Linked DNA regions of Homo sapiens: region 2 is linked to region 1. Evidence: chromatin loops called from intact Hi-C (ENCODE). Cell type or tissue: sigmoid colon. All regions are shown on one strand. Each heading gives the region's core, and the rest is flanking DNA. Links, peaks and the distances in the headings are about the cores only. Region 1 has its middle 36 kb from the start of CDRT4. Region 2 has its middle 9.7 kb from the start of TEKT3.

The links. Peaks named below come from ENCODE experiments on the same cell type or tissue, not always from the same donor. Only the 100,000 strongest peaks of a DNase experiment are listed, where the experiment ranks them.
Region 2: a loop joins it to region 1, with 8 times the contacts of the local background. A loop is called at or near these places in 2 of 110 quality-filtered maps.

Annotation. Positions count from the first base shown.
Region 1 is chr17:15,427,573-15,435,903 of GRCh38, forward strand. No RefSeq gene overlaps it. Among named protein-coding and RNA genes, the nearest start is that of CDRT4, 36 kb to the right of the region's middle. In sigmoid colon, for the core only: no CTCF peak of the experiment used is centred there; DNase peaks (open chromatin) are centred at 3,879, 4,439, 5,869, 6,919 and 2 weaker places; H3K27ac peaks cover 3,946 bases.
Region 2 is chr17:15,347,092-15,355,431 of GRCh38, forward strand. No RefSeq gene overlaps it. Among named protein-coding and RNA genes, the nearest start is that of TEKT3, 9.7 kb to the left of the region's middle. In sigmoid colon, for the core only: no CTCF peak of the experiment used is centred there; DNase peaks (open chromatin) are centred at 4,260 and 5,060; H3K4me3 peaks cover 710 bases; H3K27ac peaks cover 1,806 bases.

The sequences.
Region 1 (8,331 bases), core at 332-8,331:
AAAAAAGAGTGAGGCAGTCATTACCCCTGCTTTGCTTCATAATTTGAAACATGATTTATATTTTGAGATCACTCAAGCACCAGGATCTCTGATCGTCCTGTTTGTGCATTCTAGAAGCCAGGACTCCCCCACCACCATGCACATAGGTTTCTAAAGAACCTACAGGAAAAGAAGCTCAAATATGAGGTGCCCATACATCCCACTGCTTCAATTTCCTCAGGAATGAGCCCCAGAAAGCCACTGAGACACTCAAGGAAGCAGCATGGGAAGACGAGGGGATGAGCTGCCTCAGGAAGCTCATTTCAGCAATGGTTGGAGTGGAGAAAAAGTGGAACCAGCCTGAATACCCATCAGAAAGAGAAATGGATACATGAGCTCTGGCATTTCTCTGCAATCCAAAAAATCGAGGCAATTTTACATTAACAGGGAGAGATGTTAAGCGGAAAAAGCAAGTTGCAAGATATGTATAGTGATCTCATTAAAAATAACTGTGTGTATTATGTGTATACATACATTAAATATATATGTGTATTTGTACTGAAAAAGACGAGTCTGAAAGGATATATGCCAAGCTGTAGACAGTGGTTACTCCTTGGGGTAGATGTCAAGGGAGAGAAGTTTCCACCATTTACTTCAGATACGCAACAGAAGCAAGATTTGATAGGTGTTGAAGTCAGAGGAACTGACCTTATGTCAGGGGTTCTGAAATTTTTTTTAATAAAATACATAAGAATAAAAACAAACCCATTTTGTTGAAACTAAATAATCAAAGCTTTTTTAAACACAGATGTGTGCTAAGTATACTTTGGGTTTTCTTTACTAATGCATTAAATAGCAAGATGTAGCAGCAAGTCCAACGACTACCATCATTTCAAAGAAGAAATGAGCAGACACAATATTTCAAGATATCTGCAACTGTCACGTGGTATGAAAATTTCTGTGATTCCCAGTGCCAACAAAGTCACAGGTATTGGTAATACTTCACTGAAGGAAATGCTCATATCCAGTGAGAGGTTTAATAAAAACAAAGCTATAATTTTTTTTCCCATCCAAGTGCAAGGACTCCTGGATTCTATTTGTGGATGTCTTGAAAGTCCGCGGGAGCCAGGTTAAGAACTCTGAGGATTTCTGCATTCTAGAAAGTCAGCATTCATTTCTTGGTCAAATCTTGCTTTTCTTCTGAGAGGGCTCACTTTGGAGTTTATTTGTGCGGATTTATGTTTTGGGGGTGTCCAGAGTTAGTGAAGTAACCCAAAAGCTGCTGCCTTTGATGTGGATGTAAAACATTCTATTGGGTGATATGAAATCGGTCTTTTATTGAGACTGGGCCTTTGCTAATTTACAGAAAGATTTTTCAATAAATAAAGAAATAAAGGCTGCACTTTCTTTTTTATTTTTTTTTAATTTTTATTTATTTATTTATTTTGAGATGGAGTCTCACTCTGTCGCCCAGGCTGGAGTGCAATGGCACAATCTCTGCTCACTGCAACCTCCATCTCCCGGGGTTCAAGTGATTCTCCTGCTTCAGCCTCCCAAGTAGCTGGGATTACAAGTGCCCACCACCACACCCAGCTAATTTTTGTATTTTTACATTTAGTATTTCACATTAGTAGAGACGGGGTTTCACCATGTTGGCCAGGCTGGTCTCGAACTCCTGACCTCAAGTGATCTGCCCGCCTCAGCCTCCCAAAGTGCTGGGATTACAGGTGTGAGCCACCGTGCCCAGCCTAAGGCTGCACTTTCATTATTTTATTCAGTGTTTCTGGTGGTGATGGTGGTGGTCATTGTGATGGTGATGTTGAAGGTAGAGGTGGAGGTGATGGTAATGATGGTGATGGCAGTGATGGTGGTGGTGGTCATGGTGGTAGTGCTGGGGTTGCAGGTGGAGATGGAGGTGGTGGTGGTGGTGATGGTGGTAATGAAGGTGGAGGTGGAGGTGATGGTCACAGTGATGGTGGTGGTGATGGTGGTGGTAGTGGTATGGTGGTGATGGTCATGGCGGTAGTGATGGGGTTGCAGATGAAGATGATGAAGGTGGTCATTTGGTGGTGGTGGAGATGCTATGTGTGTTCTGTTTGAAAGCTATGGGTGATTATAAGTCTTAACTTCCCCCATGTTCTGGCAGTGGGACTCTAAAGAGGACCAGACAAAAGCCCCCTGCTCTGCTAAATCATTCTGACGCTCCAAATGCACTGTATTTCCTGACTGAACAAGTCGTGCAACAGAAAGTGTACTGTTGGATGTTGCAGTTTTCTTTTCCACACCAGGAAAACTAAACTACATCTCATGGATGAGGCTGTTGTTGTTCTCAGGGGTAATTTTGTCTATGATCAAGAAAAGAGGGAACCTATGGACAGGGCAAAGTAAGGTGCAGGACGCCCCAGTACCTCCAGGATTAAGGAAAAACTAGACCTGGATTTTGAGTTATGCAGATACACTGAGATCCATGTTGAAGGGTGAGCCGGCCCTCACCAGGGAACAGAAATCACATTTAGGTTGTGATTTAGGCCACCACCCTCCGCCCGCCATCCACCACCCCATCCAGAGTAGCCACTTATGGTAGCAATTGTAATTTACTCTGTTTAGCTTCTGATATCCCCAATCCGTCACAGCAGACATGGTTGGCTGTGGCGAACCTAGCAGAGCTGTGCTTTGGGAAGCTGCAGGGGGACCGAATAGCTATGGTGGGGAAGGGCAGAACAGCAGTGGCCTGGGATCCTGCAGCAGCTGCTTCAGGGAGGAGATGGGTGGCCGGAGGGGACCAGTGGCCATTAGGGTGGTTTTGTGGAATACGCAAGCATTTCTTAGAGCTTCCCAGAAAGTAGGCGGAAACTCCCCTTTGTCCTCAGGCTGGAGCTCCTACTCCTAATACCTGAGTATTAAAGAACATATGCTCCCCCTAAGTTTGACAGGGTCAGCGTCACTTGTCAATTACACTTCAAGAAAACCTAAGTTACTTGCAACAAGCATCATTTAATTTTGATTAATTTAAATTTGATTAATTTAAAGGATAATCAATGAAGCTCAAAAGGTAGAGAAGAAGGGAAAGGAGGGAGGGAGGCAATGGGAAGAAAGAAAGTTGAAGAAAGGAAAGGAAGGAAAGAAGAGTAAAAGACAGAGTGAGGAGTACTATGGCTATAACCAAAGAGGTTGGAAGGAGATAGAACGAGGGCAAGGTCACGGTTGAAATGCACCCCACACCGCAGTCTACAGAGAGGCCCCCGGAAATCTGGCCACGCCAGTAGGGAGCAGGGGCTGTCTGCCACAGTCAAGAAATGAGAGGCAGAGCTAGTCCTTTTGCTCTGGAGAACTAGAAATGTGAGGTGGGGTCCAGCAGGCCAGGAGCCAGATGCTGAAGGCTTAGACCTGGCACCTGCCCCAGGTCTGGAGAGGACATTGAGGAAGGCTTGAGGTCTCCTTTGTAGCTGCCCAGCTCAGCCCTCTAGGATAGAGAGGCAGTCAGGGAATAAGAGTCCTGGAACAAACAGTGTACACATGTTTGACACTTCCTCTGTGCTGTCACTATACAGGGCTACAGACAGAGATGCCCTAACCTAAAGCCTGACTGAACCAGGGGTCGCTCCATGGCGCTACAGAAACAGACCTGGATGTAGGGGCTGAATATAACCCGAAAGCAGCTTTGCAAAGTTTTAAAAACCTACGCAGCCACTCACATTCAACTTGGCCAAAAATTCGCCATGACCTCACTCCTTTTTATGAGCAGCTGTCCTGATACTAATCCTGCCTCTTTCCATAATCCCTCTTTCATGAGACTGAGAGAACAACACGTCATGAGCCTAAAGCAAATACACTCACAGAGCCCTGCACTTCGTAACTCGCATCACCACTGCAATGCGATCATGCGCTTGTCTAATGCTCCACTGCCAGAACGTAAGCTTGATTGCGTCTCCTGTGTCCACGGCTGGGGCCCTGGCACAGGCAGCACTGGGTGCATATTTGTTGGATGCCTGTTGGCATGCTGCAAACATGGGAACAAGGAGCAAGCTGGGTCTGGGAAATTACGTCCCTTCTGATGAAGGCTAAAGAAAAGGAAATCTACTTGGAATTCCATCAGATAGGTATGGATTGGTCATTTAAAAGAATAGAATCACTATATGTTAAGTTTTTTGAACTTGTGCCTCCCGTCCCTTCTCTCTCTCTAATATCCCGTAAGGAAGGGTACATGAAAGGAACTTACTGAAGAGTTCACTCAAATCATACTCTTGGGTCTAGACGGAACCTTCATAACCTTCATAGCAGAGCTGCCTACTCAGTGCTTCAAACTTTACAAAAAGCCAAGTGGTTTTTCCAGCCTGTGGATATGATGAAAGAAACCACCTCTTCCCAGTGCACTTTAGATTGGGTGCTAAGCCTTGTTCTCACAAATCACTTGCTCAATAAATACTTGAGCACCGACTCTGTGCCAGGCCGTTGCAGGGCTCTGGAAATATAACGGCAAACACAGCTGACCTCACCCAGGTCTCATGGGACCTCCAGCCTCACCATCCTACCTCTGCTGGTCCAGGGACACACGGTAAACTGGCCACATGAAGAGGGGTCTCCAACGGGGCTGCTTCACAGTAGAGGAGCCATGGCTGAAACTGGGGTCAGCAGCTACTGGACAAACACATCTGCTCTACTTGAGAACACCAGCAGGGTTGTCATGGGTAACACCAATGAAGAGGAGATCTGAATTTAGGGGAAGCTGCCTGCACTTGGAATTGAGAGGCCCAAGTTCCAATCTCGAAAGGGCTCTCCTCCTTCCATAATTATCTAATCAACTAGGGAGCATAGGCCTAAGCCTATGGGAGCTTAAACAAGCTCCAAAATGCAAAAATGTGAGCAAGAGACCTTGGCACATTGAAGGCCACCTTTCTTCCTTCCACAAGTTAGAACTTCTGGAACTAACTTTGCTCTCCATAAAAACCCTCCCCATTGGCAGACACACAGAAACAACCCCAAGGGTCAGGTTTTTAACTTGCCTGAAATCCTGTGGCCTCTCACATCCCTTTGTCTACCAAAAATAATGGAATGCTCCAGGTGGCTGACCAATTGAATCTAGAAAGGAAGTGAATTGATACCATGAGCTTTGCTGGGCCCCCAGCAATAGAAGCTTCCTAGAAAGGCCATAGATGGGGTTGGAATTTCCATTGGCCCTGGAATATAGGGCCTGGGAGAAAAGACAAGGTCTCAGCACCAAGTCCAAGGTCTTTTCCATGCCATCTGCTGCCCTGAGCAGTGTGCTAACAAGAGTGGGCACCTGTATATTCTGGCCTGCCCCATAAAGAAATCAGATAATTGTCAGGCTCAAGGCAGAGAATATGGGGTGGCTTCAAGCCCCACCTAACATGAGGTATTCCTTCATCTCCATCTGGCCCTGCCCAGCATGCCCCCATGTTCCCACACACATGCTCAGAGCTGGGGACAGGCCCAGCCTAGCCATGCCTTACAGATCTAGGACACTGTTGTGGGGTTTGCAAGCACCACAGTAGCTGGCTGAAGCCTTGGGTTCCTGGTGAGAGACAGAGGGAAGGTGATGTGGGGATGTGTAGTGAAAGAAGAAGACAGAGGTTTTCCTGATTGCTTGACAAACATAAGCCCAGCCCTTAGCTTCAGCCCAGGCTCTGACAACATCAGATCACAATAAACCTCAGGTTGTGTTTACTCCCCTTCCCTGGCTCTACCTCCCCTGGTTTCTCAATCTGTCTACTCTTATCTGGCACTGATAATGTGTGGGCTCTGAAAATGTGCCCTTTGGTCTAAAAGTGTGGGGATTCCAAAAAGCCTCCAAGAATGAATGACTCAATCAAGGCTGAAAAGAGCCACATTGTCCAGATGTGTACATCTGCTTGGACCCAGCTCGCAAAGCACTTTAACCATCTTTTCACAACCGCTGTCCACATGGAGTGAGGCTGCAGGGCCGGCATTCCTACTCCTAGATTCTCATCTTCCTGGATGCATCGTCAGTCCCTGGTTGGGATTCCACCACCGAGAGCTGCGCTGCTCCATGTGACTCCTCCACTGCCTCTGAAGACCCCCTTTAGGACCCAAGGATCAAAATCCCTACCTCAGGGTGCCCGTCTTGTTTTCCCTGTCCTAAAAAAAAAAAAAAAAAAAAAGACTAAGGGACTGGTCATACTGCTCTGGTCTCATTCCAAAGTGGCTCTTACACTTGCTGTTGATAAACTCGATAACTGCTCCTTGTTTAGGTCTCACCCGACCTCTATTCCAGTTAGAGGGCTCCTGGGCCACCCCCAAATATCTGGCTTGCCCACATCTGCACTGCGCCTTTGTTTATGCAGTTACCTCCTTGAACACTTTCCTGCAGCTTTTTTTTTTTTTTTTTTTTTTTTTGACACAGTTTCGGTCTTGTTGCCCAGGCTCTAGAGTGCAATGGCGCGATCTTGGCTCACTGCAACCTCCACCTCCCGGGTTCAAGTGATTCTCCTGCCTCAGCCTGCTGAGTAGCTGGGATTACAGGCACCCAACACCATGCCTGGCTAATTTTTTCTGTATTTTAGTAGAGACGGTGTTTCACCATGTTGGCCAGGCTGGTGTCAAACTCCTCACCTCAGGTGATTCATCCATCTCAGCCTCCCAAAATGCTGGGATTACAGGTGTGAGCCACCGTGCCCAGCCTCCTGCAGCCTCTTATCTGTCATGCAGACTAATCTCCTTTAAGACATGCTCCCAGGCCACTGCTAAAAAGGCTGCAGAATGTGGAACTATTTGATGTCCTAATAGCCCCTGCCAACATGAAAATGACCAGCAGGCTCAGTCATGTTGCCGAGGTTAAACTTCAACTGTTTAAACGCCAACCGTGGAATTTGCAAATGGGTAAATACCATACTCTGTACAAGGAGCCAAAGAATCTGCTCAAAGCAGCTGCTCAATGTGTGTCAGACGGGGCCTTAGTTACAGAGCAACACAGACGGACTAACAAAATACATATTCTGATGTTTCATGAACCTACTACGTCAGGGAGACTAATTGAAACAGCTCTCCTGCCAAGCAGACAATTCCATATGCAGAGGAGATAAATAAAAAGAGGCTGCGGGCTGTGGAACATTAGAGAAAGCCAGGTCCCTCTGAGAGATGTAAGTTAAATATGTTTAGTGTAACCTGAGATACCCCGGGCCTCTCCAGCTTGGACAGACCGATGAGGTTACATTAGGAATAACCTGCATTCCACTCCATGCCCTGGCTGCTCGTGATGAACTTCAGGCCTTAGCAAGGGCTCCATGTCTATTTCTGGGAGTGCCAAGGATGTCTCTTGGTTCCTCATGAGCAAAGCTGGTCCTGCCAACCACCCATTGGGTCTACCAGACCTGGCTGTTTCTTGTCCATACCCAGAGCGGTGGGACCTTCTTGTTGATGCATTGTGAAGTCAAGATCTCGCCCCACTTTTTATGTGTACCCCAGGGCCTTCCAGGATTTTTAGTGAAAGAGCTGTTTGAGAGTTTGAATCATTGATCGCCACGCACATGGCACTCAGGAAGAGCTGAACCAAGGGACAAATCTGAGCATCAGACATGGCAGGTCATCCTCCTCCCCCAGGATCAGCCTCCTCCCCCAGTGACCAAGGCTTCATTACTGGATCCAGCTGCTTCTTCTCTGGCGGAATTCATATAGTCATGGCTGGTTAAGTCTCGGTGTTAGCCAGACCTGCGAGTCCCAGCTCGGGCTTAAGCAGAGTTCCCCATTCAAAGGAATTAGACTCTTTTTCTTTGTTAAATTGCCTTAGGAGGTAATGCTTCTGGACCACAGTCACGGAACACAGACAATTTCTACCACAACATCAGATGTTAATGATATCCTAGGCTCATGCTTGTGTTGTTATAATAGGCTGAGAATTAAATTAATTTAAACAATGATATCTATAGAAAAATTATTTTGCCAGGTGCGGTGGCTCATGCCTGTAAACCCCAACACTTTGAGAGGCCAAGGCGGGCAGATCACCTGAGGTCAGGAGTTCAAGACCAGCCTGACCAACATGGGGAAACCCCATCTCTACTAAAAACACAAAAATTAGCCAGGCCTGGTGGCGGGTGCCTGTAATCCCAGCTACTCAGGAGGCTGAGGCAGAAGAATTCTTGAACCTTGGCAGTGGAGGTTGCAATGAGCAGAGGTTGTGCCATTGCCCTCCTGCCTGGGTGACAGAGCAAGACTGTGTCTCAAAAAAAAAAAAAAAAAAAAAAACCCACACACAGAAAAATTATTTTAATTTATAGAGTGCATACTTTTCTAAAAACTATTAAATGCTTAGAAATTTTAAAAAACCAACTGTGCAACCTTCAGTAAGTTACCATACCACTCTGCCCTTGAAGGTAT
Region 2 (8,340 bases), core at 164-8,163, 81 kb before region 1:
TTGTCCTTTGGTATCCTTGGGGAACTGGTTCCAGGACCCCATAAATATCAAATTCTCAGATGCTCAAATCCCTTATATAAAAATAACATAGTATTTGCACATAACCCACATATATCCTCCCATATAGTTTAAATCACCTCTAAATTACTTATAATACCTAATACAATGTAAATGCCATGTAAATAGTTGTTATACTTTATTTTTTTATTTGTATTATGTTTTATTGTTGGATTGTTGTCTTTATTTTTTAAAAATATTTTCTATCCACAGTTGGTGAATCCAAGGATGTGGAATCTATAGATATGGAGGGCTGATGGTATATGGGGATGTGAGTGAGGAGTGGAAGGGGAGGGCTGATGGTATATGGGGATGTGAGTGAGGAGTGGAGGGGAGGGCTGATGGTATATGGGGGTGTGAGTGAGGAGTGGAAGGGGAGGGCTGATGGTATGTGGGGGTGTGAGTGAGGAGTGGAAGGGGAGGGCTGATGGTATGTGGGGGTGTGAGTGAGGAGTGGAAGGGGAATGTTAGGAAGTGGAAAAAGAAAACGCTGCCTTTATAGCCAAACTGTCTCTAACCTGCTGATTTCTTCTAAAACCTTTTAAGTCCATACTTACATTTATAGCTATGTAAACAGAGAAATTGGTAATATTTGCATTGTAGGAGAGGTAACAGAAATGTCTTCCATCTCAATTTTATAGTAATATAGTTTCTAGACGTGTTTTTTCACTGTTGTTGCAAATCACTTAGAAAAAAGTGGTATTTTACTCAAATTTTCATCATCAATATCAATGGTATTATTTTCCTTGATTTCTGCACTGGGAATCTGTACTTTTAGAAACAGCAATGTCAATCTATGAACTGGATGTGGGATCTGAATGGACTTAACGGGTAGAATATGACATTAATATTTACATAAAAGGGCTTCATGGAAGATTGGTTAGGAACCTCAGCTGGGTGTGTAATGCATTCATTGAGAATTTTTATCACTTACAACGGCAAGGTGATACCAGTTGTCACGGCTGTGTTTTGCTTATGTTACTAAGCTATTAAAAGGGGTGTGTATCACTGTCAGCTTTTTCAATTGAATAGACTTTTTCAGAGCATGAAATTGCAGGGCACGCCTTGCTGGGAATGCTTCCAGAGAGCCAAGATGTGTAAACTCAGCCAGGATTATTCTTATCTGAATATCTATCCCGTGTTTAGTAGATGGAAGAGCTATGATTCAAGAGGTTAAGTGATATGCCCAAGGTCACAGTCACATTTTTGCTCATGATCAGTCTCCTGACCAAGTAGAAAGTGGTGGGTTTCCACAGTGCTCTCTTTAGCTTCTCTGAGAGCCATTATGTTATTGTTGTATGTTTTCACAGATTGCCACTCCTGTTAGACTATGAGTCCCATGAGAATAAGGACAGTGTTTTTCCAGCCTTCATCACAGGAACCATTTTTGAAGCACCTGCTCTGTGCAAGCCTCATATACCTCATTTATATCTCTCAGACTAACCCCATGAGATTTATAACAGTACTTCTCTTTTACAGAGACTTAGAGGTTAGGTAACTTGACCAAGGCCACATTAGCTAGAAGGTGATACAGCTGGAATTCAACCTAGGATGTCTGACCCCAAAGCCTGTGATCTTTCCCCTACCTCAAATGGCTGTACATTTTTCCTGTGCATTCTCCTTGTTAGTCCTTAGCACTGACTGACCATCGGGCTAGGCCTGTGGTGCACTTCTGCTATGTGTTTATTGAATGAATGCATGGATGGATGAGAATCATAACTTGGGAAACAATGACCAGCTTTCCTCCTGGAACTTACTGGTGGTGTGGTATTGGGCAAACCCCCAGATCAACTGGATCTCTCCATAAGAAGAAAACAATAATGCCTCACTAGTCCGAAGGGAAGATAATGAATCAGATGCTCTATCGAAGTCTTTTCCAGAAAACAGACTGAAGCTGGGATGCTCGCTTGTAAATGGTTCTTGGAGAGCCCATCAGGCATGGAACCTATTTCTATAGGAACTGTCTGCTCCTCTTTTTGTCCTGGGAGAAATGTAACTCAAGGGAAAAGAAATCAAGGTTGGAGTTATCAGGTGAGATGCATTGTGAGTAATCAACAACCTCCCCAGCAGCCAAGATGGCTAGACAATCAATCAGTCTTCGTGCCTGAAGACTTTCTTGTATCATCTGGGACTACCCTGAACTTTAACCTTAAAGTTTCACTTATAAGGTCCTGGTATTATTCACCGACAGTCCTATGTCATAAATTAATCATCATCAACAACAAAAATGACTCATATTAAGCATTATAGGGAGATCCTTATAACCTAAAGAAGCAGATAGAAACACAGATGGGATACTTAGAGTGGGGAAAAATGCTTGGTTTAATGTTGTTAAGAGTCATTAAATGGTAACCATTGGATTATGGATAGTGTTGTGTTATAGATTGTATTTTGTACTATGTATTTAAAAAACGGGGAACTATACCAAGGCTACCTAAAAAGATCTGACATTTTAAGATCTGAGGGCATTTATAATATGCTCTCTATGATTCTGTAGAAACCGAGTATTATAAAGAAACATTGACTACTACTAACAGAAGGACACAAACTGGTCTAAGGAGGCTGATATCTTATCAGAGGTACATGGTGTTTCATCCAGATAAGCCAATAGGACCTTTATTAGTTTAGAACAATTACCTTTTGAGCTCAGCTACTACCACTAGTAAGAAGTTAGAATCTTCTTAAGAGGAAGACAGAGCATGTCAAACAGAATCAGAGAGTCAACATCTCTAATTTACCATCAGTCATGCAATCACTGAACAATTTGTAACTCTCAGTAGCATGCAAGACAATGAATTATGAAATGTGAGTGACAGTGGTGTACTGGAACTGGGTCATACTGGCTTGCAAGACTATTGTTAAATTTTCAAGAATTTTGCAAGCTCATTAAGCACAGCCTTTATTAAAAACTACATTATATAAATTTACTGTTTAGTAAATTATATTAAAACAATGGCAACAGATACCCAAAATTTATCACCTTCTAATTATTTCACAATATTTTATTGTTTTATGTCTTGAAGTTTATTTTCATCTATTGTATCTTTATAATGGAAACACTTTATCGTGATGTACTACTGAGCATCTCTTCCCAACTCTGACATCAGCAACATTGGTAGCTTGAAAATGACTACAGTGGGAGTATTTACATTATGGAAATGATCAATAGCCACAAAGCAAGGCTTGATTTATAGTTTTGTTGATTGTCTAAACTCAAGAAAGTGATGGAAAGTATAATGCACATTAAAGTATCTCCTGTTTGTAGCCATGAAATTGTGACAGGCACACACACACACACACACACAAATTGAAGCTACATTCTCCCACTATTTGAAAATAATTATCTGATTCAGCAAAGAAGTCATTCGTGTCATTAAAGTTTCCATATACATCTTCATTTTTGTCTTGTTAATGTGAACGGAGCTGTCAACCAACATTCATGTTGGACTCCTCTTATTCATTAATTGCAACTACAGGTTGGTTAGAAATACAAGAGTTTGGCAAAAATCAACAAAATAATTCTGTAAAAACCAACTGGCTATATGGAATTTATAATACAGAGTATTTGTATATTTTATTACTATTTATAAATTATAAGCTAAGAATTGTTTAATATCATTAAAATATAATAAACATTATGTACAGATACATACATTTTTCCCCAGAGATTCAGCTGTTAAATGTTTGTATCACTGTGAATGGGCCCCTGTTTCTGTCCTTAAGAGGTTAACATTTGGTGGGACGTGGGCAAAAATCCTACAGTGCAGGCTCTGGTGTGGTCAAAGCCATCAGAAAGAAACCCAGTCTCTTCGGAGCTCAGAAGAGGAAAAAGCACTGCCAGCCAGGAAAAACTGAAAGTTTTCATTTACGGGCTACAGAGAAAATTGTGTAGATCTTTAAACTGACAAGAGTTTGTGGAAACAAAAGCAGAGTTGGATATAGATAGATGTGCTGTATTTTTATAAAATATTTGAAATGTCATTTCTCAGTGATTTAATAAGAAAGTTAATTTATTTTTGTTGACATTGTTGGAAATAGTTTATCTTTTGTTTATAAACCAGAAACAGCCAGAGTCTGGCGTGTGTTAACTTGAGTCTGATTTGTGCTGGTCTTTGTCTAATTTACGTTCGCTTCAGTCAGCCAGTTATGAGGTTGCCAGGCTGTGGAGATGAAGGTGGCAGATAGCGGGCTGAGTCTTCCACAACCTTAGCGCAAGCTTCCAACACAGCTTGTCAGGCTATATAGGGAAGAATCTATTCAGCTTAGGGTGTGCGTGCTGACTGTGGGCCCCTGGGGAAGGAAGCCTCTCTAGCTATCTCTTTACGAAGCTATAGCAGACGCTGTCCACACTTCAACCCATGTCTCCTCGGACCCTTTGATCATTTTCCTGAGCACAGACTCCCCGTATGCTTATTCTTACATCTCCTTGAAGATGAACTGTCCTCAGGCTGCCAGAATCTACTTTGCTTAGGCAAGAAAGCCTGGAAGTGCTTGGGAATTTGTGCCTCAGGCCAATCCATAACCAAAGACTAATGAGTTCTGGGGTATAAATACCCCAGATGCTCTTCTCCTGAGGCGTGACCCTCTGAGGCATGACCTACCCTGTTTCCAGAGCTCCTCCTGTGGGAATGAACCAAAGTTACCCTCCTGGGACTTTGCTGGATACCACATTCCTGCATCTCCCAACTTCCCTTCTATAATAGATCCTACTTCCCCATTTCTTTCCCAGTTTTTCCCAGTAGAACATTTCTTGATAAATCACTTTCACACTAATCCTTGGAGTCTTCTTCTGGTGAACCTGACCTAAGACAGTGGCCATGTTTTATGTGGTGTGTTCCCCACCCCCATTTATTGGCCATGAATGTTTGGACCACAGGTAAACACCCAGCTCAAAGGTGGCCCCTCTGTGGACTGGCCAGTGGATTGAGGTGGCATAGCTCAAGTGCCAACCTAGGCAGATCCTCTCTCTCATGGGGTTTGATATTGAGTCATATAGAGAGTGACTGAGTCATCATATTTGATATTGCAAAACTCTGGCTGAGATTCACGACTCGATCTGCCAAGAAGCAATGAGATAACTCTCACTGGAGCCTTCTTACATTCTGAAGGACTTTGTCGTTTGCAAACATGCTCCCATTTCCATGGCATTTCTTAATTCTATGTGATTCCTTCCTATAATCCTCATTACTCAAGGTAATGGGATGTCTCTGGTCCTCAAAAAGCCTAAAATACAAGCTAGGAATCACCTCATTGAGGGACCTAATTTTCTGGCCATTTATTGCTGAATTATTTAGGGAAAGGGCCCTGAAAATTATCAAAGAGGCCATAATGATTTGAGTAGAAGCAACATGGAGCCAAATTAGCATTCATATAAGTTGGATAATGAAGATGAGGGAATCTATTTGAGATATTAAAAAGCTGAAAGGAAGCAGACTAGTGTTCTTACCTGAGGTAGAAAAAGCAGCTGAACCTCCTTTTGTCTTCCATATCTTCTGTCTTCCTCTCATTTGCAGCAGCCAAGATGGGGCTATCAAGTTGGGGAGCAGATAGTAGAAACAATGAGGGAAGAGTCTATATACTAGGAGTGTTGGAGCCCTTGAGTTTACAGTTGCCTTTTAAGTCTTTCAATGTCTTTTACTCAAGAAAGCACTTTAGTTCTAGTGATGAAAGAATCAGGCTAGACCAGAAACTGAGGCATGCTGTTTAGGGCTTGTTCTCTATCTAGATTAAAAAGGAGCTTTTGACCCAGCCCAGATCACTAGGGGCAAAAAAGAGACAGGAATTCAGGGCAGATATTTTGTTCAGAAATGCAGGTCGAACAATCTTTGGGGTATCAGGCCAGGTAGGGTATGGAGATGAGAGGTACCAACTCTACAATTCTCCATATTGAAAATGGAAGGTCAATATTTTATAGCCACAAGCAAATGCAAACAAATACAATTCATGTTTGCCTGGAATCAACATCACCTCCCCCTCTCCCACTCTGCACTTCTCTGAAATACTCATAAAAATCCTAAGTGCTCCTCAAAAGCCAATAATTAGCTCATCAGAGTCACACTACACAGACATATCTCCTCTGCTAGTACATTCCCTAGTGCAGGACAAGACACATCAAAATTGCCCAGAGAGCTTTTAAAATGTAGATTTCAGGGTCTCATCCCAAGAGGAACTGATTCAGTAAGCCAAGGATGAGGTCTGCGAACCCATACAAACTTTATTACAAATGAGCAGTTTACTTGGATTTGAGCAATGATACTAGATCTTAAATTTTATACAGATGATCTTACTGTATGTTAATCTTAAGGCTTTTTAAAGGCAAAGAAACTATCTTCTTTATTGATTTCCTTTGTTTGAGGTGCATATTTTTATGCGTTCATAAGCTATATTATAAACAGCTGCCAATTTTTGGCTAGTGAGATTTTAAAAGTAGTTATTTATAGGTCTAATTTAACTTTAAATGTTTTAAAGTCTCTAAGAGGAACCTTCAAATCTCTCCTGTTCCTCCCTCATCTGCTCTATGAAGCACACATTTTCTTTGAGAAGAGGTTTCAGATAATGGAATTGAAGTTAGTCAAATCACAGAAAGTGAAACCTAGAGGGATTTTAATAGCTCCCCAGTTCAGCCCCCTCATTAGATGAGAAAATTGAGGCCAAAAAGTTTAATTGATTTGCCCAAAGTCAGCCAAGTGCTTGAGACAAGTATCTCCAACATCGTTTGGTCTCTCCCTTATACCCGGGAGGCCTGGTGCGAATATTCTCATTGGAATTTTATTTCTGGTGCCATTCTGCAAACAGCACTTTCTGGCCAAATTGAGCAGATATGAGTGCGCTATCCCTGAAATCACCCCATCTAGGCAGCTCCATCTCCCATCTGCTACAAAGGATCTATCCGCCACTGCCTATAGACTTCCTTAAGGAAGAAACTTCAAAATTCTAAGTTAAAAAAAAAAAAGCAAATTTCATCATGCCTCAAAATACCGTAATGTTTCTCACTTACCTAAATCTCTGGGGCCTGCTTACACATATCTGCTGAGCATATCTACCTAGACATTCTCTTTATATATACATACATAAAAGGTATTTATATAAATACTGTAGGTATTGATATATACATATATACGCATATACACACACTTACATACCTACATATCTACATGTATATCTCTACTTCCCTGTAAATTATTTGTCTGAGTCCAAAGTAAGAGTCATAAACTCCACACTGTATTGGTTCTTCTTATCTCATCCAGCACAACCACCTTTGGATTGTCATTCAACTGAAAAATAAACAGAAAACACAGTGGGCACTGTGATGCTCTGTAGGCAATCGTGTGCACCTCTCCATGTCCAGGGCCAAGCAGATTACTCATAGCTGCCCACAAGCCAAGTGCCATTCCCCTTGCTTCTACCCAACCCTTCAAAGTCACCGATGCTCTGAGGACACTAGGTGTGTCATTGATGTGAATTCCAAAAGGGATCATCTACTGCTTAGCCCCTGTAGAAATCTGGTACTGCAGAGGCCCAGACATGACAGTGTCTGCCCCCGTGAGACAGTGTCTGAGGTTCATGTGCACTCTGCCCTCTGCCATGTGTCAGAGCCCCAGCTTCCATGCTTTGGGCAGGTGACAAGTGGGTTGACTTATGGATGCCCCAGTTGTTCAGTAGCCAGGTCATGGTCAACCCTTTGCTCCCAGTTTTGAACGCTTCTTCTTTTCTGTATAACCCACCCTGCCAACTAAATGTTTCCTTTTCTCCATGTGCCATGGTGTGGAAAGGGCTGGGAAGTGCTGCCCAGGATGTGCATCTACTAAGCATTCCTGAGGGCCACAGTTACCTGCTGTAGCAGCTCCCCAATCCCCCATCTGGGGTCCCCACTGCAGCGAGGGAGCTGTGTGCTCCAGCAGGACGAGAGTGGCAGGAGACGTTTTTCTATCTAAGGTGGCTCCCATGGCACAGAGGAAAGAACACAGGCTCAGGAATGAGACAGACCTGCTGCATTGGTAGCCTTGGTTTTGCCCCCTACTCATGCAAGACATTGAACAAACCATTTTAACCTCTCTGAGGCGGTTCCAAGATGGCCGAATAGGAGCAGCTCCAGTCTACAGCTCCCAGCATGAGAGACGCAGAAAACGGGTGATTTCTGCATTTCCAGCTGAGCTTTGAAGAGAGTAATGGTTCTCCCAGCACGGAGTTTGAGATCTGAGAACGGACAGACTGCTTCCTCAATTGGGTCCCTGACCCCCGAGTAGCCTAACTGGGAGGCACTCCCCAGTGGGGGCAGACTGA